Linked DNA regions of Homo sapiens: region 2 is linked to region 1. The links are chromatin loops, found by intact Hi-C in ENCODE. Cell type or tissue: PC-3. All regions are shown on one strand. Links, peaks and the distances in the headings refer to the core of each region. The heading gives the core; the rest is flanking DNA.

Region 1 (15,761 bases), core at 4,156-9,155:
ATTGACCAGCTGTTTCTAGGATTCTGTGAAAAGCACACTAAGCAAATATGCATTGTGACCTGAAGCATTTAAAATATTATTCAACTCTCAGATATCAAAAAATGAAACATAGGGGATATTTTTGCTTGTCTGAAAATGTGTGTAAAATCCTGCAAAAACCAAAGTGACTGTCCCCATTTTTTTTCCCACAAGGATGAGAGCATAATATTGAATTGGGTAGAATTATCTTCTCAAAATACAGCATATAAATCTTTCTTTGGATTACTATGTCACATTTTCTCTTTCCCTTGAACTTTTATATGGTGGGAAAGAATTCCCTAAGAGTTCAGTAGAAACATTACAATACTAAACATCCATCCATGAATACCTATTATACATAGGAAGTGAGGTCAAGGTAATAACAGTTACAAACTAAGCAATAGCAGCATCTGACCTTTGGAAATATGAGCTTATATCAGAAGGATTGCTTGAAAGCCACATATCTCCTCTACCCGTTGACCCCCAAAAAGAAACACCCTAAGTCAATGAAATGCTGGATGTGAATCCATATGATGAAGAAAGGGGAACCAGTAATGTGCTGACCCTGTGTGAGGCAGTGTTGCTAGAAGAAAGGGGAGAACGAGTCTTTGAACACGAAGACAATGACCTGAATCTCAGAGCTTTAAATGAGACATTGTTCGGTCTTGTCTTAGATATGTCACATGAGTATTTGCAATAACATTTGACTTGTCACAGAAAAAGTAAGAAACACAAGAAATGAAATACCATTCTGTTTATATGTCTAATATAGAAATAAAATGTTAATCATATTATATGATTTTGGTCCACATGTTTTGTCTCACTAGTTTAAGTTGTTTGTGTCATGATATTCATTTCATCTAAACCATTTTCTTTACATTTTATGAATAAAAACATATACTTTTTGCCACAATTAAGCACTAGAAAAAAAGTAGTGTCTTTATGAAATTTCATTCTGGGTCTTTATTGCTTTTCAGTTTCATTTAAAGAGAGCCAATACACACATAGTTGATGAATCAGATGAGAGAAAATCACAGCAGGCACTGTTTAATTTCTACTGGGAGGCCCTGGCCATCCTCTGTGGGGATTAATGTTTCAGAGCAGGTACACATTCTTGTCCTAAAACAAATGACTTCAGTGTTATAGCTAGTACCCACATGTTTATGCATCTTAATACTTTAAATGTTACCTGATTACAGTGTATGGGATTCTAAATATATACCAAAGAAAATTAAAGGGAATAGATGTGTATATTTAATAATGTATTATGGTCCCGGTTTCCTAATCTCCTGGGGAAAAAAATGTAAGTTTTAAAACAGGTAGCATGGTAAACCAGCTTTACAGTAGATCTGAACTGCAGATGGGTTACTTTTTACAAGTTCAAAGAACTCCAGTGAAGACTAAAATAAAAAAAAAAAATTAAAGTGCCCAGCCTGTTTTTGATGAGAGTTTGACATTTATTACTTCCTTTGGCTTTTCTTTTCTTTAAAAAAAATCTTGTGTGATTTAGGAGGACCAAACCTTTAGCTGCTATAGAGTCAGAAATTAAGTTAGTCAGAAAATAATATTCCCTTGTTACCATTTGATTCATGGAACATTGTGGAGACACTCTCTTTCTCCAAATGATTTTTGGCAGTTCTCTAAATCCCCTTTTCAACCATCGAAGCTGTCTATGTCTGGAATACCTATGCCGTGAGAAAACTCAAAAGAGAAAAAAAAAGAAGAGCAACAATATAATATATTAGTCTTTTGGATTCTGGTTTCTCCAGCATCCATTATTGCTTCACCAGTGAAGAGAAAATTCATCAGATAGTCAAACTGCAAGAAGTAATGCTTGGCCATCACAATCAAGTTTCCACTCAGAGAGAAAAGTCATTATAGGGTTTAGAATACTTTGTATTTATGTCTCATAAACAAGTTTAAAAATAACACCAAAAAAGGATGTTAACCATATGTCGTCTCACAGTTTGTGACTAAAGGGGATAAAGTTACCAGAGTTTCTTCAAGCCCTTTGAACTTGAAAGCCAGTATGCATTTTCCATCCCGTTGTACATTATGATAAACAGTAACCCCTTCATTGCTACCCTGGAGTGTGTTGTAAGCTCCCTTTGTTCAGCAAACTCAGTATATCACATCATTTTTATTACAGTGGTTTACTAGACTACTTTCAGACAGATGCTAAAATTCACTAGGCTTTTGTTTTCCTTATTTGCCTTTTTTTAAAACAGTATTTTTAGATAAAATAATGATTGAAATAATGGCTTTAAAAATGTCCAAAGGATCTCTAAGTCTCAGAGCAGTTGTAATGCACTTCAATAGAGCTTTAAGAATATATTTCCCTTGTTCAAAGATAAATGAGTTAGAGACAAATCATTACTTTTAAATAATGATGTAACTTTAAGTATCATAGGATATATAGTACATCTATAGGTACTACATTCACTTCACAAATTCACATACCACTTATTGACTACTAGGTATGTTAAAGCAACACTTTTCCACCTACTGTAGCATGTCATTTCTTGTGGAAGATAGTCATGTTCATATTCTTCTCTGCATTATGTATGTATTTAAGCAGGTATGGGACTGTAAATGCACACAATCAAACATACAGAGACTTAAGTGCTATTGACACCTTTACATCATCTCTGTCACCTCCGTCAATCACATCGTCTTCAGAAAACTCCAGATGCTAATTATATATTATATTTTATTCTTGTGCTTGGGGAAAGGATTATAAATCTCTAGATATTCAATAAATCTGAATTAAAAAGTGATAGACGCAGGATTGTTTTATCTGCCATCATAATAAAGAGGACATTAACATTTTAAAAGTCTTGCCTGTTTTTTCAGTTGGCAATTGTTTAAAGGATCAGAAAAAAAAAATCAGTGCCGAGTGTTTCTGTTTTTATTTTTGGAAGTGATTTTGGTATGCCTACTAATCTATATGCCATTTTTCTCATTACCAATCAGCTCTCATAATGAGGCTGATAATGAATGTGACCTTAGCATAAAACCATAAGACTTTTGCAATCAATGGAAATATGACAAGAACACAGAGACATCCGCCCCTGAAGTTTTCTAGGTTAGACCAAAGAAAAGGGAGAATGTAGACTCCAGAAATACTCACCAAAGACTATCCATTTGAGTAATTCTTCAGGTTTCAGATTTCAACAGAGTTGCTGTGGGTAACAGATGTGTTCCTGTCCATTTCCAGTTGGAATTCTACAATCTTTGTGAAGGGGTCAAGGTTTGGTTTGAAAGAAGTCTGGCTATGAAAGAGTGTTGCCTTTGGGGGAGATAGTCTGGATGGAAATCCTGGATGAAGACAATCTCAATTATTTATGTTTCAGTTTAGAGAGATATAAAATGGAAGTAGGAGAACAGCAAATTTACAGAATAGCTGTGAAGATAACAGAGATAATATATACGCAGCTATCAAAAGAATGCCTGTATTGTGATCAGTGCTCAATAAAAAATTAACTGATATTTCTGTTTGCTATGGTGTTTTTGATAAATTCAACTTTGAACCAAGGCCTGCCAATGGACAAGGACTCATACATATAGCCAGGTATGTAATGTCCCCGAGTGCTTCACTCCATGATGACAATCTACTTTCTACTTCCAAAGCTTTGGAGCCTCATCTTACTTCTGTCTGCTTTTCACTTGAACCTTTTCCCCAGCAGTCAAAAACTAGAACTTGAAAAGACTCACATTCTTCTTAAATGAAGTACATGCCAAATTTTATTTCATTAAAATTTGAGGAAGTCAATTGCAAATAATACTTCATTAACTTCATATAAATGTCTTTTGGTTCATATGTGTAGGCCATCAAATAGGTCAAGCAGTTTATAAAAGCAGACAAAAATAGACAAAACCAATCCATGATTATAAAAGTCAGAGTATGGATAATGATTAGGTGTACAAAGCAAGGGTTATAGGTAATTCCATATCTTGACTGGGTGGTGATTACACAGAAAGTCCATTTTGTAAATATGTGCCAATTAGCAGTTAAAATATGTGTACTTTATAATCATTATACTGTAGTAAAACTGCTTAAATTTTTAAAGAAGAGGTGTCAAGAACTAAGGATTTTCATGAAATGTACAATATTTAGAATTCCCATTGGAATATTATGCGTCATTGTCCTCTGATTTTAATTCTCAGGGAATTTGCTAAGCCACCGCAGATCAACTCGGGTACAAACACGTATACTTTTAGATCATAGCACTCAGCTCTATCTCTTCATTCTGCTTCCTAGTGAGTTTCACTCACATTCAAATCATTTCCTGTAATTTGCTGAAAACTTTAGCAACCCAACTCAAGTTTTTGTTTTGTTTTGTTTTGTTTTTCCCATGCAAAACCTAACAGCTATCTTAAGGAAATGCAATGTCTTTATTTTTGCTCAGATGACAACCTGCCCTTTCAGTTCCTTGACCTCATCTCCACTTGATTCAACCTAAGTAACCAAATCCCAATAGTCACATCTGGCCCTTGTTGTCATCATGAGAAGTTTAGAATAAAAGACTGAGATGATTAAATCTCTCACAGCCTCCTTCTTTCCAGTTCTCTCTTTCAGATGTTTGAGGACAGCAGTTCAAGATTTTGTCTCATTCACACATTTGATAGCTTGATCTCTCTGTTTTCTCAATTGTCATCATTTTTGTCATTTCCTTTCTATCCTCCTTGTAATTCACTATCATGTTAATATTTTATTTATCTAAGTTAATCAAGCTCTTGCATCTTTCTGCCAAACCCCAATTTGGGATCATTTGTACTAGTCTAGCATCTCCGTGCTTCCACCAGAACTACTGGAGAAAATCACAGAACAATGAAAGTTGGTAATGGTACACATTCATGATGACCAGCAGCAACCAGGTCCTAATGCTGCCCAGAGATTCTTAGTTGTGTCAACTTCCTCTCTGCAATTCTCCACAGAAGTCATTTCCAGGTATCTTTATCTTTCTCTCTTACAGCATTTGCCCTCCTCTATCCCTCCTTCCAAGATATAATTTAACTTCTTACTGCAATGGAGAAAGTATTAACCATCAGATGAGAAGAACCACCCCAACTTTGCACCCCCTGTATTAAATATAAAGCATGTATATTATATGCATATATATGGAATACATACATTATGCATCCATATCTAACATAATGGATACTATATATACGTAAATATATAACATAAAATATATATCCATGTCTTGTACACATTTTATCTCTACAAAACTGACCTCATTAAAGTTGCAAATAGCAAGTAACTGGGCCACTTAATCTAATAGACACATTGTGACCCTTAACACAATTTTTTTTTTTTTGGACTCTCCATCAGGCTAGAGAATCCATATAAGCTGAGGCTAGATCTGTCTTGCTACTCATATATTTCCAAACCCTTCAAGGTAGATGCCCAGGAAATGCTTACTGTGTGATTTAATTAATGTTATAAAAAAGTTACATAGCTCTTAACCAGGCCTTTGTAGAAAGCATGATTCTAAGTAACTTCAGGACTGGGCTCCTTGGCTCATGCCCGTAATCTCTGCACTTTGGGAGGCTGAGGCAGGTGGATCACTTGAGATCAGGAGTTTGAGACCAGCCTAGCCAACGTGGTGAAACCCTGTCTCTACTAAAAATACAAAAATTGGCCAATGTGGTGGCACACGCCTGTAGTCCCAGCTACTCGGCAGGCTGAGGCAGGAGAATCACTTGAACCCAGGAGGTGGTAGTTGCAGTGAGCTGATATCTTGCCACTGCACTCCAGCCTGGGCGACAGAGTGAGACTCTGTCTCAAAAAAATAAAATAAAATAAAAATAAAGATAAGTAACTTCAGCACAAAAGTATACATCCACAAAGCCTTTAGATCCAAGTTCTCTTAGAAACTTTATTAAAAATTACACTTCGCATTTTAAAATAAATTGATAATTTTATATATACAATTTCTGTAAATAGATGAGAGAGTGAAATAACATGTTTTATATCATCCATATATTTTTATTCTTCACTATATAGCGGAAGCTTTTAATATTCATGTCATCCTGAATGACTGTATAGGTAACAATTTGTTTTCCTGATTTATATATGGGGAAATTTGGTTTTCAATAAATGATAAATGTCTTTCAAGCATTGGGAAAATATCTTAGGTAAGCAGTAATTTTTATGACAGGTTCATAACTGATGAAGGAGACTTCACTTTCAACAATGGCTCTGTTACATGTAGCCCATTTTGCTGTGTGTGCTATAGCAGACTCAATACCACATCTGGAAAAATTCTTTCTTTCTGTGTTATTGCGTGGTTTGCCTTTATATGGAGGTCAGTACCCTTCTATTTGACTACGAATTGTTTTCTCATCTTTCTTCTTTCAGAAGTGACTGTCAATTCTATTTCCACATGACTGACTGTTAAATTATGTGATGCTACACTTCAGCAATACCATAGAATGATGCCCACCAGGTAACAATTAAGTGGTCTGACACTGATCTTACTCCTCCTGAACACTTACCAAAGTCTCTGCAGGGAACAATGACATTCAGGGAAGAGGATTGCTGGGAGGATGTACTTTCTATCCACTCTAGCAGTTACTCAGAAGAGTCCATTGCTGGATTCGGATGAGTATTCAAATTTACATCATTTTGACCTCAGGTAGAATTACTTTTTTGGAATTACAGGACATTTTAAAAGCCATATTATTCTTGTGGTTTTATTTATTATAAGAATAATTCCCCCTCCAAATTCTCTAGTCTCAATAAGTATATGTTCTCCGCAATTGTTTTCTTTTTATTTTGTGAACGCTGAATCACATTAGTGATTATATTAATCCTCATTCTTTAATCAGTAGCTCACATGAGTAGGAAAAGAAGGTCTAGGTTCTCTTGTTCTTGGTTAATCAGAAAAGAGCTTCTAAATTTTGTAAGAATTCTACAGATTCAGTGACCCAGGAAATCCTACCAGTCACTCTCAGGATAAAACAAACGGCTTTTGCTGCTTAGGAGAAGCTCAGTATGTGGTGAGGCTGGATGAGTCACATAATAATAAGTTTTATGTAAAGAGTGCTAGGGCGGTCACTAACTGTGTAGCTTGGTTTCTGTGGGACACCCACTCCATGAATAGCCTTTCAAGATATAAAGGAATATAGTTTTCTTGAGTCAGCCTTCTGGCTCAAAGACAATCTCTCTGTCTTCACTTTAGCATGGATGTCCTCACTTAAGAATAAATGAGAACCTGCTGCTTATGCTGGAGTTAGTTCTTCTGACCATGTGTACTGGCTTCAAGTCCTCCTGTCCACTTGGAAGCACACTCTTGGCTAACAATCATGTAAATCAGCTCTCCTGGCTCCTAACCTCCTGGAATTCCTCAATCGGAAATTCCAGCCCAGCTGCTCTCTTGATCACTTCCAAAACATAGTACCTTGGATCAACAAATGACATTTTTCATTTTAACCAATGCTTCTGAAAACACGATATTGAACCAGAATGTTGATATCATTAAAGTTAGTCAGTCGCATAGAACAAAGAAATTAATGGTGTCATTAAACCATAGATATGTTGAAATTTGACATACCTTTCTTTTGTTACATAAATGGCAAAAATGCAATGGTTATATTTGAACCTATTTATACTTTGAAATTTTAAAGATAAGAGAAACCCTTAGTAAGAGTAAGCTCTGTGAATTTCATCGCTACTGTCTCATCTCCATTTAATAAGAAAAAATTGACTCTTGAGGAGATTATCTGCGTGCTGGACATACGCATACTTTGTCAAATTGAATAGAAAACAAAAGCAAGAAACTGGTATTTAATAATTGACAAGTAAAAGTTGAGGCCTAATAGATTTTTTTAAGCAAATGATGAAATCAGAATAAAATTCCATAACTGTATTTTAAAAATAACCTATTGATAGAGGTAACCACTTGAAGAAACTTTCCATTACATAGAAATAGTGATGTGTCAATTTATATTGAATTATGAAAACAGATTAAAGTTAAATGTAAAGTGCCAAGCTTGTCTTAGCATTAAAAAAAATTACATTGGCTTGTGGCCAAAATATTTGCCTCCCAAATGTCATCCTTAGAACAATTTTTTAAACACACTGTGATTGCCTCTCCCTCCTCTCAACTCCCAGCAGGCTAAAGCAGACCTCACATGGTCCCACACAGATGTAGACAGAGAAACTGCTCATTATCAATCAATGAACACAAACAAGTTGAAGACTGCTCAGCTCCCCCTGCTAAAGGTAAAGAGGTTTAAAGCCCCCAGTGAGTTTATTATTCTGGGACTGAGATCGTCAAAGTCATTTGATTTTGACTTGCACAGTAGCCACAAAGGTTAAATTGAGGTTAAGTTTCCCAAACAAAATGGAAGCAATTAAACAGTTAAATGTTACTTTTTTTTTCTTTTTTTGGTTTGGTTTTAAACCACAGATGAAAAAAAAAAATATTAATGTAACCAAAATGTAAATTTTTATATATCTCTAAGTAATAAAGTGATACATAAGAAATTGTGTTTTATGCCTAATTATATGTTTCTATACATTAATTTTTCAAAAGAAATCACACACCAGTATAGTTTATATATCCCCAGCAAGTAACTGATTATAAGATTTTCTCTTTGCAATATGATGTCTGAAGACTTCAGAAGTCTATAATTTTGGATTAGAGAGGAAAGAAATCAGGCTTGTTGAAATGTGGTAATAATATTTCATACGTTTGAGCAGAGTCAATTAGAAAGAATACCAGTCTCAGAGTAAAAAAAAAAAAACAGGATGCAACTGCTTCCCCTTCCTTAGAGCATTATGCAAGCACAGCCTATTTTATTTTATGTAAATAATTTTCTTATTTTTTACCTCACTTGACTTCTGAAATAATTGTATAAGGCAGAGAGGTACTTGACAATTTTTTTTTTTTTTAGAAAGGAATCTCAGGAAGATGATGTAACTTGCCCAAGATGACATATTTAGTGTTTTAAGAGTTGGAACCAGACTCAAATGCACTGCTAATTCCACATATTACATGACATAAGACCTGGAATCATGGTTCTTTTCAGTATCATATAGTATTTGGTTTTATCTCTTTAAAAACAGGTGGCATTCCTAATGAATACATTTTTAGCACTATAAACAATAGTTGATATATTATTTACTGAAACTTGTGTATATGAAAAATATATCTTAACCCATCACCATGGGGAACAGGAAAGCCAGATGTGTTTATTTTACCTGCATGTATTGGCAAAAAGAAGTTAAATATGTATATATCTATATATATGTAGATGATAGATAGATAGATAGATAGATAGATAGATAGATAGATAGATAGATAGATGATAGACAGAGAGAGAGAGAGAGACTGTGACCAGCACAAATCTCCTCCTTACTAATTTCCTTTCCATCTTGGTCTCAATTGCTATTCTCAAAACAAATTCTATCTACTGGAAGTTAATCTAAAAGTGTTTCAGTGTGGGTAAATACAAGTAGAGGGGCGGGTTTGAAGAATGACCCTTTAGAGATACTTTAGATTCTGGGCAATCTCCAGATACAGTAGCTAAGGCAGGAACATGGCTCACTTGAGGAGCCAGAGGACTGGCAATCCAGCAGAGTTCAGAGAAGCACTTTATTCTTCTGAAACAGGGAAGCGAAAAGTTGAACTGCATGAAATATTGCATATGATTTGCCAAGCCTAGATACACCCATGACTCTCATTCCTCATGAGGTTAGAACTTGTTCATAGACATCTAGTCAAATGTAGCCTTCCATTGACCCAGATCATGCCATGAGGGAAGATGCAGTCTCTGAGGAGCAGTAAGTTTCCTGTTCCTTGAAGCCTCACACTCCCTCATAGTGGGAACGCTGGGCTATTATGTCTTAAGGAACGTTTTTGTAGTCTCTCCTAGGTACAGACCCTCCTAAAACTTACTGCGTAATTTTAAAAAGAGAGAGAGGGAGGGAGGGAGGGAGGATCAGAGAGAGAGAGATCAAAGAGTGGAGTTGTTTTAGGAGATATGCTTAGAGAAAACCTTTTAACACTATAGACAATCACTGACGTGCTGTTTATTGAAACGTGTCTGAAAAAAATATTTTAACTCATAGATAATAGAGCTAAAAAAAAAGCAGTGTTTATCACTAGGCAGAATAGAGACATATTGTAGAGGAACATAAATGTGTATCTGCTGACTCTCACAAAAAGACATGTGAATGCTCAGTTTATGATGAAATTATTTGCTTGACCACATGCCACAGCCTCCAAGCAAAAGGTTTTTTCCCAGTTCCCTTTTGCTGTGAAGTATTTGCATGCCGGGCATATAGCACATGCACAGGAGGGCTGCAGAAAGTACTTGTGCTTAATTTGTCAGAGTGGCATGGTCAAGAATTTGAAGTACCTTAAAAAAATCCATTTTAATAATTTTCCCTCAAATACATTATTAACAGCCACTTTAAAGGACAAGCTAAAAGTTATTTGAAGAGAAAGCGGAGAATTGAGGGAAAATATCAACATGGGGAAACTATCTTTAAATATATATTTTAAGTATTCATTATGTTTGTCATTTACTGGAAAGGAGACCACATATGCCGGTTTTTATATTGAAGCAATAAAGGAAGATAGTATGAATGATTATTTATGTATGCATTTATTTATCGGATGGTGACAAGGGAATGACTTCTTTATACTGCCCAACACAAAGCAGAATTATTCATGTTGAAAATATAAACATAATATATAAACTATAAAAGAGCCTAGGTAGTCAATTCATGCAGATGTAATCCAGAAGGTAAATCATGCTTAAAGGACCTTGAAGAAATAATTTAAACTTATCACATATTTTACCTTCTAAACACTGAGTCATCACTGTCTGTAGTTTTTTAAGTTCTTCTAAGACTCATACTTTCAGGGCAGTAGTACTCTCACACACCCTTCTGGACAACTACCAACAGTTACCAGGTGGTGAGTGTTCACTGGGGTAAGGGGAGTTACTATGGTTTACGCACTCTCCAGTGGATCATTGAGTTTATTAAATGAATTTTAGAAGCAAAAACAGCTATTTATTCTACATCTTGCAGATAATTTCCTTTTCTTCTTCTTCCTTTGTCTGCCTGGCCAGTCAAAATGTTTTGCTGTAAATATTGGGAAGTTATGTTACTCTTTATTGGCTTAACCCTTCTTAACCAAAGGTTTTATTTTCTTTAAAATTTTAATATCATTTTTCCCAATTACATATGTTATCCATACCAACTTTATTATAACTGTTAACTAGAAACAGACAGAGAGGGAGCCTACTTTTTATATTGTCATTTTTTCAATTTTTCTAAAAACTAGAAAATATGATGGACTAGAACCAAATATGACAATATGTTAATCTTGATGTTGAATACATGGATGTGTGCTATACATATTCTGTGAAGTGGAAGTAGTTATGTTTTAAAAATTTGTAAAGCTAATAAAACTTCATTATAAAACCACTGGAGATTAAAAATAAGAAAACTAATTCACCTACATAACTGCCATGCAGAATTAGCTATTACAAAAATCGGATAAGTCTTTCTGTGCTTGCTTTTTAAATGTACCTTCTCATAATTCTTCTTGGTTTGTTTTACTGCCACAAATTTCTATATACTGATATCAAATATCAATCTGATATTTTACTTTTTCCTTAGGCTTTTAGATTTCACCACTAAAAACATTTTTGATGGCATTAATGACACTTAAAAACCATAATTTATAATCATGTCATCCCTTTGTATTACATTATATCATTTTGTAATAATTATAAATATATTCTCATATTGTTAAGCTCTTGCTTTTATTTCAATCATTTTCTACTATAAATAGCTCTGTGAAAAATAACCTTGTATAAATCATTCTGATGACTCCCTTAAGACTAATTTTTAAAAGTTAAATTACAGAGCCAAAAACACACACTTATAGTTCCTTGTACATGTATACATATCAAGCTATTTTCTAGGATGATATAGTTTGTCCTCCCATGAGAAGAGGATGCTAGTATTCAAATTTTATACTCCCATCTATACTGAAAAAAAAAGAGAGTTTGAGAATTTTGACAAATTAGTAGCAATTATTAGTTCATTTGCATTTATATGATTACTTTTCATTTTGGATATATAATATACATGTATATTTTATCTGTTGAATTTCTTATTTCAGAGATTGTGTAACTATATATAACCTCTGTCTTATTTTAATTTGGGGGTGTTAGTCATTTTTTATATATTGAAATTATTAATCCTTTTTAATGTCTTTAGCAAAACCATATGAACAGTTTATATTTCATTTTATTTTTGACATACGTAAGTTTAAGATTTTATGTTGTCAAGTGCATTTTTAAACCACTTTTCCATTGGTTTTATGCTTGGAAAGTCCTTGTTTTAATTTTCTGGCGCAGCTGTAACAAATTACTACAAACTTAATGACTTAAAACAACGAAATTGTATTCCTGGGCAGGATAGCCTAATAGGAACAGTTCCCATCAGCAGCTCCCAGCAAGACCAACACAGAAGGCGGGTGATTTCTGCATTTCCAACTGAGTGTAAACAAAGCCACCAGGAAGTTCAGACTGGGCGGAGCCCACTGCAATGCTGCAAATCCTGCTGTAGCCAGACTGCCTCTCTGGATTCCTCCCACCCCGGGCAGGGCATTTCTGAAAGAAAGGCAGCAGCCCCAGTCAGGGGTTTACAGATAAAACTCCCATCTCCCTGGGACAGAGCACCTGGGGAAAGGGGCGGCTATGGGCACAGCTGTAGCTGACTTAAACATTCCTGCCTGCCTGCTCTGAAGAAAGCAGCAGATCTCCCAGCACAGTGCTTGAGCTCTGCTAAGGGATGGACCACCTCCTCAAGTCGGTCCCTGACCCCCATGCCTCCTGACTGAGAGATACCTCCCAGCAGGGGTCAACAGACACCTCATATGGTAGAACTCCAGCTGGCATCTTGTGGGTGTCCCTCTGGGACAAAGTTTCCAGGGGAAGGAACAAGCAGCAATCTTTGCTGTTCTGCAGCCTCCACTGGTGCTACCCAGGCAAACAGGGTCTGGAGTGGACCTCCAGCAAATTCTAGCAGACCTGCAGCAGAGGGGCCTGACTATTAGAAGAAAAACTAACAAGCAGAAGGTGGGTAATAATGAACTCCTCTGAGCTAAAGAAGCATGTTCTAACCCAATGCAAGGAAGCTAAGAAACTTGAAAAAAGGTTAGAGGAATTGCTAACTAGAATAACCAGTTTAGAGAAGAACATAAATGACCTGATGGAGCCGAAAAACACAGCACGATAACTTCATGAAGCATACACAAGTATCAATAGCCAAATTGATCAAGTAGAAGAAAGGATATCAGAGATTGAAGATCAACTTAATGAAATAAAGTGTGAAGACAAGATTAGAGAAAAAAGAATGAAAAGGAACGAACAAAGCCTCCAAGAAATATGGGATTATGTGAAAAGATCAAAGCTGTATTTGATTGGTGTACCTGAAACTGATGGGGAGAATGGAACCAAGTTGGAAAACACTCTTCAGGATATTTATCCAGGAGAACTTCCCCATCCTAGCAATACAGGCCAACATTCAAATTCAAGAAATACAGCGAGCACCACAAAGATATTCCTCGAGAAGAGCAATCTCAAGACACATAATCGTCAGATTCACCAAGGATGAAATGAAGGAAAAAAATGGTAAGGGAAGCCAGAGAGAAAGGTCGGGTTACCCACGAAGGGAAGCCCATCAGACTAACAGTGGATCTCTCTGCAGAAACCCTAGGATCCAGAAGAAAGTGAGGGCCAATATTCAACATTCTTGAAGCAAAGAATTTTCAACCCAGAATTTCATATCCAACCAAACTAAGCTTCATAAACAAAGGAGAAATACAATCCTTTACAGACTAGCAAATGCTGAAAGAAGAAAATCACCATCAGGCCTGTCTTACAAGAGCTCCTGAAGGAAGCACTAAATATGGAAAGGAAAAACTGGTAACAGCCACTAAAAAAACACAAAATTGTAAAGACTATCAAGGCTATGAAGGAACTGCATCAACTAATGGGCAAAATAACCACCTAGCATAATGATGACAGGATTAAATTCACACGTAACAATATTAACTTTAAATGTAAACGTGCTAAATGCCCCAATTAAAAGACACAGACTGGAAATTGTATAAGGAGTTAAGTCCCATCCGTGTGCTCTATTTAAGACACCCATCTCATGTGCACAGACACACATAGACTCAAAATAAAGGGATGGAGGAATATTTACCAAGCAAATGGAAAGCAAAAACAGCAGGGGTTGCAATCTTAGTCTCTGATAAAACAGACTTTAAACGAACAAAGAACAAAAAAGACAAAGACGGGCATTATATAGTGGTAAAGGGATCATGCAACAAGAAGAGCTAACTATCCTAAATATATATGCACCCAATACAGGAGCACCCAGACTCATAAAGCAAGTTCTTAGAGACCTACAAAGAGACTTAGACTCCTACACAATAATAGTGGGAGACTTTAACACCCTACTGTCAATATTAGATCAATGAGACAGAAAATTAACAAGGATATTCAGGACTTGAACTCAGCTCTGGACCAAGGGGACCTATAGACAGCTACAGGACTCTCCACCCCAAATCAACAGAATATACATTCTTCTCAGCACCACATCACATTTATTCTAAAATTGACTACATTATTGGAAGTAAAACACTCCTCAGCAAATGCAAAAGAACAGAAATCATAACAGTCTCTCAGACCGCAGTGTAAACAAATTAGAACTCAGGATTAAGAAACTCACTCAAAACCACACAACTACATGGAAACTGAACAACCTGCTCCTGAATGGCTACTGGGTAAATAAAGAAATTAAGGCAGAAATAAATAAGTTCTTTGAAACCAATGACAACAAAGACACAAGGTGCCAGAATATCTGGGACACAGCTAAAGCAGTGTTTAGAGGGAAATTTATAGCACTAAATGCCCACAGGAGAATGGAAGCAAGAACACAAATTCAAAAGCTAGCAGAAGACAAGAAATAACTACAATCAGAGCAGAACTGAAGGAGATAGAGACATGAAAACCCCTTCACAAAAAAAATCAATGAATCCAGAAGCTGGTTTTTTGCAAAGATTAACAAAATAGACAGACCACTAGGCAAACTAATAAAGAAGAAGAGAGAGAAGAATCAAATAGACACAATAAAAAATGATAAAGGGGAGATCACCACTGATCCCACAGAAATACAAACTATCATCAGAGAATACTGTAAACACCTCTACGCAAATAAACTAGAAAGTCTAGAAGAAATGGATAAATTCCTGGACAAATACACCCACCCAAGACTAAACCAGGAAGAAGTCGAATCCCTGAATGGACCAATAACAAGTTCTGAAACTCAGGCAGTAATTAATAGCCTACCAACAAAAATTCCCGGGACCAGACAGATTCACAGCCGAATTCTACCAGAGTTACAAAGAGCAGCTGGTACCATTCATTGTGAAACTACTCCAAGCAATAGAAAAAGAGGAACTCCTCCTTAACTCAGTTTATGAGGCCAGCATCATCCTGATACCAAAACCTGGCAGAGACACAACAAAAAAAGAAAATTTCAGGCCAATATCCCTGATGAACATCGATATGAAAATCTTCAATAAAATACTAACCGAATCCAGTAGCACATCAAAAAGCTTATTCACCACATCAAGTCGGCTTCATCCCTGGGATGCAAGCCTGGTTCAACATACACAAATCAATAAACATAATCCAAT
Region 2 (15,761 bases), core at 5,212-10,211, 77 kb before region 1:
TGAAGATATATATGTAATTGGAATATGTATCAATCTCTCATAGCCCTACTTGAGGATGTTTCTTTCTGATGAATTCTTCTGTTGGAACCTAGGTTTGTGTGCCTGTACTGATAACAAGGCATTCCTGGCATTCTGGTTCCTCCTCCTTCAGCACATTTCTCCCACAGGCTCATAGAACACTGTCCTACTGTATGTAGATAAAATGGAGGTTGTGAAATGCAGTTCATGTTTTCATTCTTGCTTTGACTGAACATCTGCTCACCCAAGACCAGCTTTTTTTAGTTCCATCTACTCATTACTATGGTTACCATAGTATATACTCTATTTTAGGCCTGTATCTATTGGCGTGTGGCCATTCTCTCTGGGGGGAAAAAAGAAGAAGTTTTCCAGAGCCAAACTGGCCTTCTATTCAGTAAATATGGTAATTTTTGCCTATGCTAAGTTTCCGACCCTCCCCTCTCCTTTTATGTTTGGTGTTCTTCTGTTTAGAAAAGGATCTTTCCATCCAACATTTTTTGTGTGGATTTAACCACACATTTTCTACTTAATTACCTCCTCTGTTTTGAAAAGTTTCCTCTTAATTGCACTCATAGAAGGTTTGTTTCTATAGTCATTGTAATATTTAAATGTGACAGTTGCCTGCTTATATTCTTCTAAATATGGTGTCTAGGAAGAAGGTGCTCTGATATTTTTTAAAGAAGATCATGCTGTTACTGGATTTTAGCTACACTCTAGACCTGTCTTGTCCAATATTATAAATACCAAGTAGCCACATGTGGCATCTGAATTCTTAAACTGGGCTAATCTGAGTTGAAATGGACAGATTTTGAAGACACAATAAGAAAAAAACACGTAAAATAGCTCAATAAATTTTAAATTATTACACACTGAAATAATAATTTAATATATTAAGTAAAATAAAATCTACTCTTAAAGTTCCTTTCACCTTTTAATTTATTTATTTTAATGTGAATGCTAGGAAATTTAAAATTAAATATGTAGCCCACATTATATTTCAAATAGGCAGGGATTCCTTAGACCACTTCTGAAATTTGAGATAATGTCAGTAAACAAAATTAGTTAGTATATTCACTCTCTAAGGTCATACGTTCATTCTTATTATTAATTATAATTTATTTGCTTAGATGCCTGTTCCATAGTTCATAAATGTCTATCATTTAAAAATAACATGATCAAATTCCCAAAGAAAATGTGAATTGCATAATCTTCGCTTTTCAGCGAAAACTAAACATATTGTGTGTGTATGTAATAGATATTAAGATAGATCTCTCTCTTGCTCCCACTTTCTCTCTCACACACCCATCACAATTTCTTAGTTGGACTAATAAATTATTATCTTCCACAACTATAACCTATATTTGCTAATGTAAAAATATATTTTTTATCAGGGAATAACCCTTCATACTCAAAATATAAATACAAAATATCTGAAGAATAAAGGTGCAAAATTTGTAAAACTCATGTTTTTTGTTATAAAAGTAGTGTAGTCCATTATTATACCAAGACCAATTGAAATTATGTACAATTATATCTATTTTATAAGCCTATTTGCAACCAACATTCATAATAAATTAATAGTAGAGAAAAATACAAAAATCAATAGGAAATTCTAGTAATTTAGAGAGTTTATCCTCCCTATCTTACAGAATAGATTCAAAGTATTTCAAAAAATTGAAAATTTTAAGGTTGAATTTTTATCAGTAAGGAAATATTAAAGCATTTATAGTAGAAAATATATACAGCATGTTAGAAATTGTACCACATTTTAGAAAGATTTTCACAAAAAATGTCAAGATAAAATCATTATTGTTTTTTTGAGGGCATGAGTCTAAGTAGAAAATGAGGGGGTAGTCTAAGTAGAAAATGAGGCGTGGGACTTAGGGGGAAATTGAGGAGGCAGGGCCAGGGGAAGAGCCAGGGAGCAGGACCAGGAGGGGAGGGTGGGAGTGGTGGGAGGGCAGGGGTTGTGAGTGAGAGGAAAACAAGAGAGAAGATGGAGGGATGAAAAGTGGATCAAGACAGGAGGGAAGAAGCAGGGGGGCAAGTGGAAAGGGAGGTAGTAAAAGGGAGGATTGAGGTTGGGGAAAAGAACATGGGGGTGACCAGGAGGCAGCAGGTTGGGGGAGAAATAGGGAAGTAAGACAGAGGTGGTGAGAAGCGAGGGCCAGGACCAAGGAAGAGCAAAACAGGAAGCAAGGAGGAAAATTGAGGGAACAGGTGGAGGAAGAGTGCAGGAAATAAGGGGAAGGATGGAGGGCTAAAATTATTTTATTACAAGCCATTAGTTTAATAAAATATTTTTCTTATTTATGTAATTATACATTGTAAGTAGCCTAGTTTTCTGGAAACTTTTCTAATCCATAAAATCTCATCTCAGGTTACATGAAATTAGATTGAAATTCATGAGGTAAATTATAGATTATGAACATAGAGATTAACTTTAGAAGTTAATTATAAAAATATTTTCATTACTCTGAAATCTTCATTACATAAAATTTATTAATATATTTATGAAAACAAAATTTGTAGAATAGCAAATATATAAATGGAAAATAAACTTTTAATCCAAAATATTTACTCTTAAAAAGATCAATTCCGAGATTTGGAATTATATAGACAGAACTTAAACTAGCAGTGATCAAAGTTTAGTTTGTGATGACTTATTGCATTTTAGATGATTAACTTTTAAGAAAAAAACTATTGTTTTTAGTATTTAGTCAATTGTAAGAAAATGAAACATGGATATATACTATTACTTTTCAGTACATTTGGTGGACTTTAAGTATATGACAAAATCTGTTAAATATAGGATATAGCACAATCCAGAAAGTGAAAACTACATCTCTTCTTTTCAGTGCATTCAGATTAAATTTCTGGCAATGGCAAATTCAAAAGTAATTTCCCTTTAAAATTTAAAAATAACTTCCCTGATGCCCCAAGGCTTAGAATTCATTTAAATTATAACAGATACTTAGTCACTTTGTATGTATAGCATATGTCTTGGATAAAAGTCACAAGCTGAAAACAAAAGAGAAATGTGTCAGTGCTCATAGGCATTACACCTTTGAAAATGTCCTTCCTTAAAATATTTCAAAATTAGCACATTTACCAGATTATGTTCTTACTTTCTTGTCTTAGAACTGTATTTTTCTGCATTTCAATTTTTCTTTGGAAAGTAGAGTATATCCTGGCAAGCTAGAACAGTTTGAAATTTTGAAATAATAATTAAGTACTCCTTCGTATCATTCTATTAACTAAAGTCACTCTCCTCACCTCATCGTGTTGTTTCTTTGCTTGTTTTAGTTTCTTCTATGTGTGCTAAGCATTATGGTAAAGAAGTAAATGATGAGGCTAAAGACTCTAGAGTCAGTGTTGTAGAAAATCTTCGATATCATCATGGTCAAGTTAGAGTGTTACTGAGTTGGAATACTAGCCAGTGGAGGATACTTTCTTCCTTGTGTTGCATTTTGTACAATCTAGCAGAGGTGAAAACACCAACTTAGGGAGCATCAATGGAGATCTCAAAGTTTTTTGTGATGAAAATCTTGATAGGTGCTTCAACTGAGGATTTTGGAAGACAGCAAGTTTTAAAAGCTATTTCTAATTTGACACAAAAAGTACAAAGTTACAATTGTCATTTTTCACATCTTATATAAGACATGCTCCATCATGACCAGCAATTACACAAAAATAGTATCAATGGAGGTAACTAAATAACTAATGAATTGACTCCCTAAATCAAGTCCTGATATATTATTAAAGATACCAGTCTTAGCTGGAATCATGACTTTTTATAGAATGAGATTGCATTATTTCTCTTTCTTATCCTAAATGATAAAATGATTCATAACTCTGAAATGTTAAGTCATTACCTTGATAATATGTATGTAGGGAGTCAAGACATGTAAATAATAACATATTTCAGTATAGTAAACTTAATAAAGGTACTCAATGTTTTAATATAGTCAAGAACTGTAAATATTTACTCTGGGGTAAGAACTAAAAAATAAATTATTTTTTCTTCTATGCTTTTTAAATAAAGCACAGATTTATACATACGTGTGTGTGTGTGTGTGTGTGTGTATACACACACATATATTTCAATTTATCAGTGCCTTGGATTGACGTCACAGCCACATGTTAAAGCTATGTTCTTTTAACTACCACACTAAATTGCCACTGAAAGAAAACAAGGATTAGCTTCTTCAGATTAGGATGATTTTAAATTGTCTTTTCTCAATTTTATCCTGTAAGTGTAGACTTATAGTAAAGAATGAACAGATGTTAACTTGTCTTGCCATTTAGATTTCTGCAGACTACTGTCCAAGACTTCGTAGAATTAAGAACATCTCTTTTCATTGGTGGTGTATCCAGTGATGGGCACTGTGAAAAATAAAAAGAGGTAGATTACATATACATGAAAAATAATTCATAATAATTTACAATCACATTAATAACATTTTAATATTAAGCAAATATAATGTTATTTTTTTCTGGAAATGAGTCGTTGGGACTTAGAATTTTGGGTTTATTTGTAATATTCTGATAGGAACATCTGCTATGAGCCACTTGATATTAACATATCACATGATTCAATGACCTATGTAGTCTCCAGATCCTTTGTTGGAACTCTCTCTGAAGGGTATATATGGCTGAATAATGGTAAAAAATAAGTAACTTAACTAAAGAGGAAGACAACTGAATCCTGCTTATGAGAATTTTGTGAATAAGCTGAAAGAAATGACCAGGAGTCAGGACTTTTACTTTTTTAGATTGATGTGCTCATTCATGCAAATTATATTTTTCCACTGTGCCAGAACATTTCATTAATAAAAGGGAAATACCTCATTGCCAGTGGGGTTGAACAGGCTCTCATCCACATTTCTATTTTACTCCAGCAGATTGGACTTTCCTGCCTTCCATTTCCCCCTTTTCTGCCACAAAAGGAGCATGCACGCACGCATGCACGCACACAGACTTCATTCTCTCTTATTACTTGCCAGCTGTAATGCTGAAATGCCAAGGTCTAAAATGTGTTATTTTTTTTTTCCCAAACAGCAGCAGCAGCCACATCTGGATCTGTGAAACTTTAGTCTTGGCTGGTTTCCTTCTTTTTCTTTATGGCTTTCCAGGCACCTGTGGACGTCCTGTATATACACAATGACATCAAACCATAGTTGGAAATCTGATTCTCTTGGTATAATGAACAATGATTAGTTAGAAGCATATAAAACCACAAACTGCTAGTAATAAAGAACAATTTCAATGCATTGTAGATAAGGGGCAATGAAAACTTAACTTAAAAATTAAGTGAATTTGAAACAGTTAAAGTAACTAGAATCACCTGAATCTTTCATTTTCAAACTTTATTATAAAATTATGGGTTGGGATTAAAAGCAGAAACTCAACAGACTTTGTTTAAGGTAGAAGGCTCTTGTCATAAAATATTAAGCCTTGATTTCAAGCTAAAAAATCTTTGGAAGAAAGCCAAAAATTCTTCCAAATACCCCTGGCAAATTCCTTAGTCATCTTAGATACTTCTGTTTTTTTGATACCCTAAAGTTCTTGACGTATTTTTGTGATCCAGATTGGATGGCTTCAAAGTAGGATTTGGAGATTACTCAGAAAAGCAATCAATAGTTCAAAAAAGAAAACCATATCTGTCACAGGTATTGACTATTTGAAACTTCATTCAGTACATTTCTACATAGGTCATGACATTCAAATATAAAACCTAGGATACTGACTTTGATCTATAAAACCTAACAGTGTATGATTCTTTCCTTTCTTTCCATGGCATGGAATCATTGGTTTATGTCTTGAATGCCTTGGCTAGCCACCCTCAGATATGCTTATCAAACAGATAGATAAAGAACATAATCCATTTCTATACTTTTCATCCTCTTTGATTTAATAAAATCCAAACCATTCTTATCTCAGAATATGAGGGAAGGACCATTGCAGTCATTAGCTTATGCTTCATGGAGGAGTTGAATTATTTTTTAAAAAAAGTGCTTGTAGTATTCTAAAATACCTAGTCATGTAAGCATGCAAAAAAATAAATAAAAAACAACTACCATATCCCATGTACCACAGGGGGAAAAAAAGTGATAGAAAGTCAATTGTAGATGACTATTTTGGGTGGTAAAGGAAAAATAAACTAGGTAATACCCTTCCAGTGATAAGAGATGAAAATGTACATGTGCCTTCCTACTTTATGTCCTCACCATCTCTGCCACTGATATCTTCCGAATGTTTACTATGATATTCATCTAAACACATGAACTTCATTGGAAACATTTAAGTCAGTAGATCTTATTAAGTAAGTGCATATGATAATTTGTTACTTTTTAAAATTGTTTCAAAGTTTGATATTAGAATTCCTAATTGTTCAGGAGGTACATTTAAAAAGTCATTTTTCTCACCCATACTTTATTTTTGAGATAACTTCACTTTTGAAATGTACTATGAAAATACTTAATAATGAGATCTATTTTTTAAAGTTAACTTTTAAGTTCAGGGGTACATGTGCAGGTTTGTTATATAGGTTAAAATGAGCAACGAGACATATATCCAGGATATAATATATTTATTTCTGCTAAGTATAAGCCAGTGATGCCTTAAAATAAATTGCACATAACTGGCCTTGCTTTTATTTTACTTATGTTATTGGTTATGAGATTCTGTGTTTTCTAGATTATGCTTCATCTTTGCTTATTAGGTAAAAGTGTGGGGAATCTGATATGGATTATTATGATTGGCCCAAAATCACTATTATTGAATTAATCAAATAGTGAAACACATCAATTAAACCAGCAGTTACAAGCCCTAAGTTGGCCAGAAAAATAATACCATAAAATTTTGCAGTGTGGGACTGTAATTTATTTCAAGGCCAGAGAGACCCCATGTGAAAGCACAAAGAGAAGTGCAAGTATGTGATATAAAATAACACAGCTTTTGAAATTATACACTGTGTTCCCTCTTATTTTGCACTAAATGTTTATTTTAATTTTCAATTAGAAAATATAATGTAGCACTGTATTTTATAAGGGTATGGTAAACAAAACTACGGCCTCCATCTTATTTTAGAATCTCATTATTGTTCACCTGGATATTATAATAGTCACATGATCTAATTGTTCAGTCTTTCTTCTAGGTCTCTGGGAGAGTGTCCTTCCTAAAATTTTGATATGTGCATGTTTCTTCTTTGATTACAATCTTCCTCAAATCTTTTGCCATGACCACACATGTCCAGCCTTTTGGCTCCCGTGGGCCACATTGGGAGAAGTATTGTCTTGGACCACATATAAAATATATTAACACTAACAATAGCTGATGAGCTGAAAAACATAAAATAAAATAAATAAACCGGCATAATGTGGTGATATCCACCACCACATTTAAGCAAAAAGGTTCTCACATTCAAAGGGTTGGACACGGCTGCATGACATCTCAAAACTCATCTTTTACCTACTTGTTTCATTAAAATGTCTGGTTTGAAACAGAAAATTACGTGTAATGTCTTGAACACTCAATGTTTTACTGCCTTCATGCCTTTATACATAATGTTACCTCTGCCAAAATGTCATTGATTTCTCTTACCCCCTTCACAACATCCCCGTTTGCTTGATGCAATCGGGTTTTTTTTTCTTAAAAGTTCCAGGTTTTAATGTAGATGATGGGTTGATGGGTGCAGCAAACCACCATGGCACATGTATACCTATGTTTAACAAACCTGCACGTTCTGCACATGTCTCCCAGAACTTAAAGTATAACAATAATAAATAAATAAATGAATAAAAAGTTCCAGGTTGAAAATGACCTCTGTTAGGAAATTATATGTGAGAGGAAGTTGAAATTATTTCCCAGAGACTTTGTATAACCCTGTGTGTGATTCATTTAAATTATTGCATTTCTTTTCATCATGTATTTGTATGTCTTTCCCTTCTATGGGAATTTGAACTCCTTTTCTGCTGAGACTGCATTTCATTCACAACTGTGTTTCTGGTAGTATCTTGTAGAGGCCCCAAATCCTTAGAAAATATTTGTTGAATGAACAAAGGAAGGAAATGAGTCAAAATGAATAAAAGTCAATACAATAAAAGACATTTTCATTCTGTATAAATTTACCATAGGTTGTCGAAATAGATCAGTTATAATCGACTGATTCAATGTACATAAGAGTCTATCTCATCAAAAGAGAAGCTTTCAAATATTTTATGCATTACAAGCAACATTGCGTTTTTCAAAGATATTTTTCTCATATAAGAAGCTTCTTATTCTAAAAGTTACTGTCTATTTTGTCTCTCTTCCCCTCTATCTCCTGCTCTTTCATTTTCTTTCTCTTTGACTGTTTCTTTCTTTCAAGAACTGAACGTTTATGTTATGTCAGAACTTTCTGTAGGACATGGTGTTAAAGAGGTCATTCATGTTTACGTATGTTTATCAAATGGTATTGTGGCAATGCAAATGAGTATTATGAAATGTAAAGATGAGAACACTAAAATGGTTTTTCCCAAATAGGTCTGCCATAAATAATAACTGACTTCTCCAATTTCCAGTCCTCATTCATTTTGGGTTTTCTGAGTAATATTCCTAAAGATTACACTGGCTTTTAAAAAATAATTTACAAGCAAACTTATTTGTACAAAAGAAATTATATGCACTCCAACAAAATTGATTATTGAAAGGTAAATGGAAGCACTTATAAAGATTTAATTCATAAACTCGAAATCGTAATCTAACCTTTATCCCAATAAGTTAGAACTACTATAAATTATCTTTCTGTTTGATTAATTGTGTGGAGAATATATGCAAATATTACATTATATTGTTGCCATTAATCCTAGTTTACATTTTAACTCTGGCTAAAAAATCTAGCGAAAAGGAAAACAGCCTTATGATTATCCATTTATCAAAGAGACCATGTTCCATAGCTGCTTTTCTACATTGAAGCTTGCATCATTTGCATGCTTTTATGCTTGAAATCTCTGATGAAATGCCACATTACTTGCATTAGCTAGCAGTGGTGAAAGTTATAAAATTGGAGCTAGTTTAAAATAATGCTACTTTGAAAAATTAAACATTCTGTAAAAAAAGATGGTTAAAATATACAATTCATAATTTTATAGATTTTTTTAAAGATCTCATATACAATATCCTGAGAGATCTTATAAAAATCAAGAATAATTTTTCATGCTCTCATGCATTCTCTGTTAGAAATTACACATGCTCTTTGATAGTACCTTGCTATATGTGAAAAAATCCTGGTATAATTCTTGGCATATATCAATGGTTCATTATTTCCCACTACCTTTGCCTACCTGCTTTTCTTTCTCCCACTACCTCCCTTTCTCTCTTTCTCCTTTCCTTCCTAGCATTTTTTTCACCCTTTCCCCCATCATGACTACTTTATTTTACATGAAGTGCCCCCTGATTATTCCAATGAAAACTGACTACCTGCTTTCTGACTGTCATTGAACATACCTAATGGCCTAGAATTAAGTTATTTTATGTAAATTATTTCAAAAGATCTTTTGGAATTCTCTCATAGGCAAATGTTCACCTCTCTGAAAATATTGTGAATCTATTAAGAGTAGCAATAAACTCATCAACAGATTTTGCATATTTCAGATAACCTATTATTTTCTTCTATAAATTTAAGTTCCTTATAGATGCTGGATATTAGACTTTTGTTAGGTGCCTAGTTTGCAAGTATTTTGTAGGTTGTCTGTTTATTCTGTTAGTTTCTTTTGCTATGCAGAAGCTCTTAAGTTTAATTAGATCCCATTTTCAATTCTTGCTTTTGTTGTGATTGCTTTTGGTTTCTTTGCCATGAAATCTTTGCTCATGCCTATGTTCATGATGATATTGCCTAGGTTGTCTTCCAGGATTTTTATAGTCTTGCATTTTACATTTAAGTCTTTAATCAATCTCGAGTTAATTTTTGTATATGATGTAAGGAAGAGATCCAGCTTCAGTCTACTGCATATGGCTAGTCAGCTATCCCAGCACCATTATTGAATAGGGAGTCTTTTCCCTATTGTTTGTTTTTGTCAGACAAGCTATCATTTTAAAAACAGGTCTATGATATTGTGCCTGTAACAGCCTTCTAGACTATTTTCAACACAAGGATAAATTTTTATGCCACATAAATTTTCACAAAACTGAATAAAAATAATCATCAAATGAATATACATAAAATATTTATTAAATACATATCACTTATAAATTCAATTTTTTACAAGGAAATTTCACAAAATAAAATTAATCATTCTGTATCTTTTCTGTAACTCCACAGTGAAACTGTGATTTACCCATAGGTTTTAGTTATATATCCAAAAACCCAAATCAGTCAAAAGCAAATAATTCAAGAAAATATTTATTGTTTATGCTTCATAGAACACTTAACTTTGGTTTATATTTGTCTCTTTATACTATAGAATTAATCAATTTAGAATTTGATCAGAAATACTTATTTAGTGATTATCACTATGAATGCCCTTGCATAAGCAACCAACATGCATCTTTCCTCTAAACTATTGTAAAAGCTCTCTAAATTATCTCCATGCTTGCACAGGCAGCTCTATAATCCATACTCCACCATGTTGCCAGAGTGGTTCTTTTGAAGTACGCCAGATCACAGAGGGATATTATTTAGCCAGAAAGAAGAAGAGCATCTTGCCAATTTTTATAACATGGATGAACCTGAAAGACATTATGATAAGTGAAATAAGCCTGACAGAGAAAGACAAATACTGTATGATCTCAGTTACATGTGGAATCTGAAAAGGTAAACTTACAGAAGCTGAGAGCAGAACAGTGGATACTAGTGTTGGGGGTGGGGAAATGGGGAGATGTTGGCCAGAGGATACAAATGTTCTCTTACAAGATGAACAAGTTCTGGTGATTTAAATTACAGCACGAGTGGTGATGGATGTGTTAATTTGTGATAATCATTAAACAATGTATATGTATATTGAATAACATCATTGTATTCCTTGAATATATTCAATCTTTACTGGCTAATTAAATATTTTATTATCTAAAATAAAATAAAATGGGGCAAATCATATCACTCCTCTGCTCAAAACCTTACAAATACAAGGTTCCTCCTGGCCTGCCTATTCCTTGATGGTCTACAAGACTCTTGGTGGTTATACTCCCTCATATATCGCTGATCTCCTTTGCCACCTGTCACCTAGCTTGGACCACTGCAGCCACATGGCCTTCCTTGCTACTCCTAGAAGAATACTTCCCCCTGTATACTTTGAGTCTCTTCTGTCTCAGATTCAGATATCCTGTGGCAAATCTTCTGTCTTTATTCAGATCTTTGTTCAAATGTGACCTTTCCAGAGAAGTTCTCCCTGACCTTCCGATCTAAAACAGCACCACTCATCACTCTCTTTTTTGCCTCACTTCGGTAGTATTTTTTAAAATCATAATTTGATTGTTTGATTGATTAGTTGATTGTCTATTTCTTTTCACTTGAATGTTAGTTTTATAGGAGCAGGAACTTCATGTATCCATTGCCTTAACTTCAGAGTTCAGAACTCTGCTCCATACTTGACCCAACTAAATAATTGTTTTAAAATGATAGATAGATAGATAGATAGATAGATAGATAGATAGATAGATAGAGATATATACATTCTCCATTGTGACAGGTCTGTAGGTCTATTATTTAAAAAGACAAACATAAGTTATGGTATATATAGCATTTATTCTGTTAGATATACCACTTGTTTTCATGCTTCATATTTTATAAAGTATCTTTTTGTCTTTCTTTTTGAACGTAAGGTCTTTGACGGATGGAGTGGATTGCATCTACCGAATTATAGTGTTTTCTACAATGCCACACATGCCTTATACATTTTATCAATCAATAAGTATTTGTTGAATGTTGAAAGAATGAAGTTATTTTTATGATTAATGATTATACTGTAGTCTGGTCTTTTTTTTCCATTTTCACCTATATATTGTAGTCTATTCAGCTAAGCATATTTTGGTATGTATTTTTCACAAGACTAGAAAATGATTTTTAAGACCATGTGCTTCATAATAAATTGAAGTCTCTTTGAAAAATAAATTCAGAAATTATTTTGAATTTTCTTGTTAAAGTTAAAAAAATTACATATTTTGTTATCTAGAGTTCTAGTTTAATAAAATATGATTGCCAATGTATATATAATTACCATTTTGCTATCTATCAGCCAAAACAGCATTTGTTTTGTTTCAGCCATATGTTCTTTTCTTTTTGCTTTATGACAATCTTGTTTTTGTTCATTCACTGGAGCTGGCAGATAACTATGAGATGGAATTCCAAAGCCAATTCAGCATTAACTTTATATCCATGACCAGTGTCAAATCTGGACTCTATCTAATAGAAATGTTGAGTAATCTCATGTTAATCTTCTCTGTGTAACAGTTCTGACTTGCACTAATGAACAAGATTTGAATGGAAGCTCCAATAGGTTACTCTGGTCCTATAGAGTTTGCTTTTGAAGGAAACCATCCTATGGATTTATCCCACCCACCTAAGTCAGGCTGCTGTAGCTCAACAATATTTGAAAGGTCTTCACACACACTGTAATTTTTTAAAATCCTTGACTTTGTGCCAAAAATTTAAATTGGCTCTGCCATCACACTGATAAACACTAGTTCTTCAGATAATTTTATTTATTTACACGTTTTGACATTGTGTTGATTTACCATTTATTTTAACAGCTAGGAAAGGTAATACATAATTACAAACTTTCAAACACTTTATTGTAAACCACATTTAAAAACTAAAATATGCTACTCTCTAGAAGAGAATAAACAGATTTATATATGATTTTAAAGTCACAAAGAAAGATGTTTGATGTAAATATTTCTATTGTGCAGATGTACTACAGCAAAGAAAAATTCATGGGATATTACTGTCTGTTATAATATCAGAAAATTAAATTCTAAATTAAAAAATAAAATTCTTAGCCTGTGTTGCATAAACCTTGAATGATGGTAATCAACCATGATGCATGACTAAGGCGCACATCTGTCCATATGATTTATGACAGAATATAATCAGAGAATAAGCTTTCCATTTTTAAAGAACTATAGTTCATTGTAAGAAGGGGTCATATTTAGCATGGAAGCATTTTTTTTTAATTTTATACTATTTTTTCAGAGTTTTCCCTATGTTTCCACTCAAAATTTACTCGTTTTCACTCTTTGTACATTGCAAGTACCCCCTTGTGAACTTCCACTCAGGAAATGACATGATTTCTCTTCATCAGAGAAGTGTTTTCTTTATAAGAAAGGAATTGTACTTACGTTCTGCTTTAGCTGAAGGCGGTCTGTCTGTCATATGTGGCACACTTGATTATGTAGTGATTAGTGACAAAAAACATGTAGATTAAGAGCTTTGCTAACATGAATATTAGCAAACTTTAGCAACCCTACCACAGTGAATTGCATCTTTTGAAGAGGAAATCAAGTACTCTTGAGTATTGATACTTTTGATTGACATAAATATTACACTATAGAACAAAACGCACAATTAGTTTAATTAAAGTCAATCTATTGATAGCTAATCTTCAGAGAACGTTAAAGAAAGCATTGTTGTTAATACTTATGGAGCATTTATTATGCATTTAATCATAGTATTTGATCATGTTCATTTAAATAGTGATTTAATCTTCATTATACACTGACAAAGGGTATACTATTATTTTCCTCACTTTACAGGTTAAAAAATGAAGGCCACAGTTGTGGTTGTTTGCCAAATTTTGTCCAGTGAATGCAGTGGTAGAATCAAGTTTCCAATCTAGGCAGTGTGGCTCTACTGAATACACACATACCTGCCATGCTATTCTCCCTCAGTATTAGAAATGGAAGCCCCTCTTCTCAAATGCAAAGTCCTTCAGGAAGCCTGTATGGACTTTAAACATGACTGATGTGATTTCACATTTTTTAAATCCTCAAATACTATTTTTGTATCTTTCTAAAAAGTTATGTTTTCTTTAAAATGATTGTATTAGTCTGTTCTCACGCTGCTAATGAAGACACACCTGAGACTTATAATTTATAAAGGAAGGAAGTTTAAATGACTTGCAGTTCCACATGGCTGGGGAGGCCTCACAATCATGGCAGAAGATGAAGGAAGAGCAAAGGGACATCTTACATGGCAGCAGGCAAGAGAGAGAGCTTGTGCAGAGAACTCCCATTTACAAAGCCATCAGATCTTGTGAAACTTATTCACTACTACCAGAGAACAGCATAGGGGAAACTGCCCCCATGATTCAATTATCTCCACCTGGCCCTGCCCTTGACACATGGGGATTATTACAATTCAAGGTGAGATTTGGTTGGGGACATAGCCAAGCCATATCCATAATTAAAATATGAATGATGATAACAGTGAGAAAATAAGTGTATTTTATTGTAGGATGCTTGTGACAGACATTTGTTCTACAAGTATTAATTCATTTAATTCTCACAACACTATGGAGTAAGTAGTATGATATGGTTTGGCTCTGTGTCCCCACCCAAATCTCACTTTGAATTGTAACTCTCATAATCTCCATGTGTCAAGGGCAGAACCTGGTGGGAGGTAATGGAATCATGGGGGGAGTTTCCCCCATGCTGTTCTCATGATGGTGAGTGAGTTCTCATGAGATCTGATGGTTTTGTAAGTGTTTGACATTTCCCCTACTTGCATTCATTCTCCATCCTGCCACCCTGTGATGAGGTGATTTCCACCATGATAAGTTTTCCGAGTCCTCCCCAGCCATGCGGAACTGTGAGTCTGTGAGTCAATTAAACCTCTTTTCTTTATAAATTATGCAGTCTCAGGTATTTCCTCCTTCTTCTTCTTCTTTTTTTTTTTTTTTTTTTTTTTTTTTCCGTAGTCTCGCTCTGTCGGCCAGGCTGGAGTGCAGTGGCACTATCTTGGCTCACTGCAACCCCTGCCTCCCCGGTTCACACGATTCACCTGCCTCAGCCTATCAAGTAGCTGAGACTAGAGGCGTGCGCCACCACGCCCGGCTAATTTTTTGTATTTTTAGTAGAGACGGGATTTCACTGTGTTAGCCAGGATGGTTTCGATCTCCTGACCCCATGATCTGCCTGCTTTGGCCTCCCAAAGTGCTGTGATGACAGGCGTGAGCCACTGGTATTTCTTCATAGCAATATGAAAATGGACTAGTACCTAGTATTGCTATGTATTAGTATCATTTTACATACAATTAAACTTAAGGTCACATAACTGGTTAGTTGCAGAGCAATTATATCAACCCAGGCAGTCTGGTCTTAGATCATGTGTATTTTACTTTCTTATGCTTATTGCTGATTTTACTGTGCAGAGAGATTGTGTTATATTGAGTCTCTGTTGCACTTTCATAAACTAGTATCCTAACATTTTAATTTTAGTGATAATTATAGTTCATTTTGTTTCACAAATCATGTAAATGTAACTTGGAAAAACATACAATAAAGAGCAATTTTCATGAATAAATATTTGTTGAGTTAAATCTGTAATGATACAGTTAGAGTTAACCAAAAGAGAACTAATGATTATGACATGGGATTAGAATTATCAACTGGATTTAGGTTTACAATCTATGTGTTCTCCTCCATACATTGTGTCCAAATCACTTGATTTTTTCGAGGTAAACTAAAATTTCGAAAACTGTGATTGTAATCAAACTTGTTATTATCAAATAAGAACTCTTTCCTAAAGTCAACAAGAAAGAATGAAA

What was found. Hi-C counts contacts between places; a loop is a spot of excess contacts. Peaks named below come from ENCODE experiments on the same cell type or tissue, not always from the same donor. Only the 100,000 strongest peaks of a DNase experiment are listed, where the experiment ranks them.
Region 2: a loop joins it to region 1, with 5 times the contacts of the local background. A loop is called at or near these places in 1 of 110 quality-filtered maps.

The regions. Positions count from the first base shown.
Region 1 is chr7:84,242,943-84,258,703 of GRCh38, reverse strand. It overlaps a transcript of SEMA3A not described here. Among named protein-coding and RNA genes, the nearest start is that of SEMA3A, 56 kb to the right of the region's middle. RefSeq lists an enhancer at 6,690-7,889. In PC-3, for the core only: no CTCF peak of the experiment used is centred there; a DNase peak (open chromatin) is centred at 7,053; H3K27ac peaks cover 1,548 bases.
Region 2 is chr7:84,321,018-84,336,778 of GRCh38, reverse strand. It overlaps a transcript of SEMA3A not described here. Among named protein-coding and RNA genes, the nearest start is that of SEMA3A, 130 kb to the right of the region's middle. RefSeq lists an enhancer at 284-333. In PC-3, for the core only: no CTCF peak of the experiment used is centred there; no DNase peak of the experiment used is centred there; H3K4me3 peaks cover 579 bases; H3K27ac peaks cover 1,835 bases.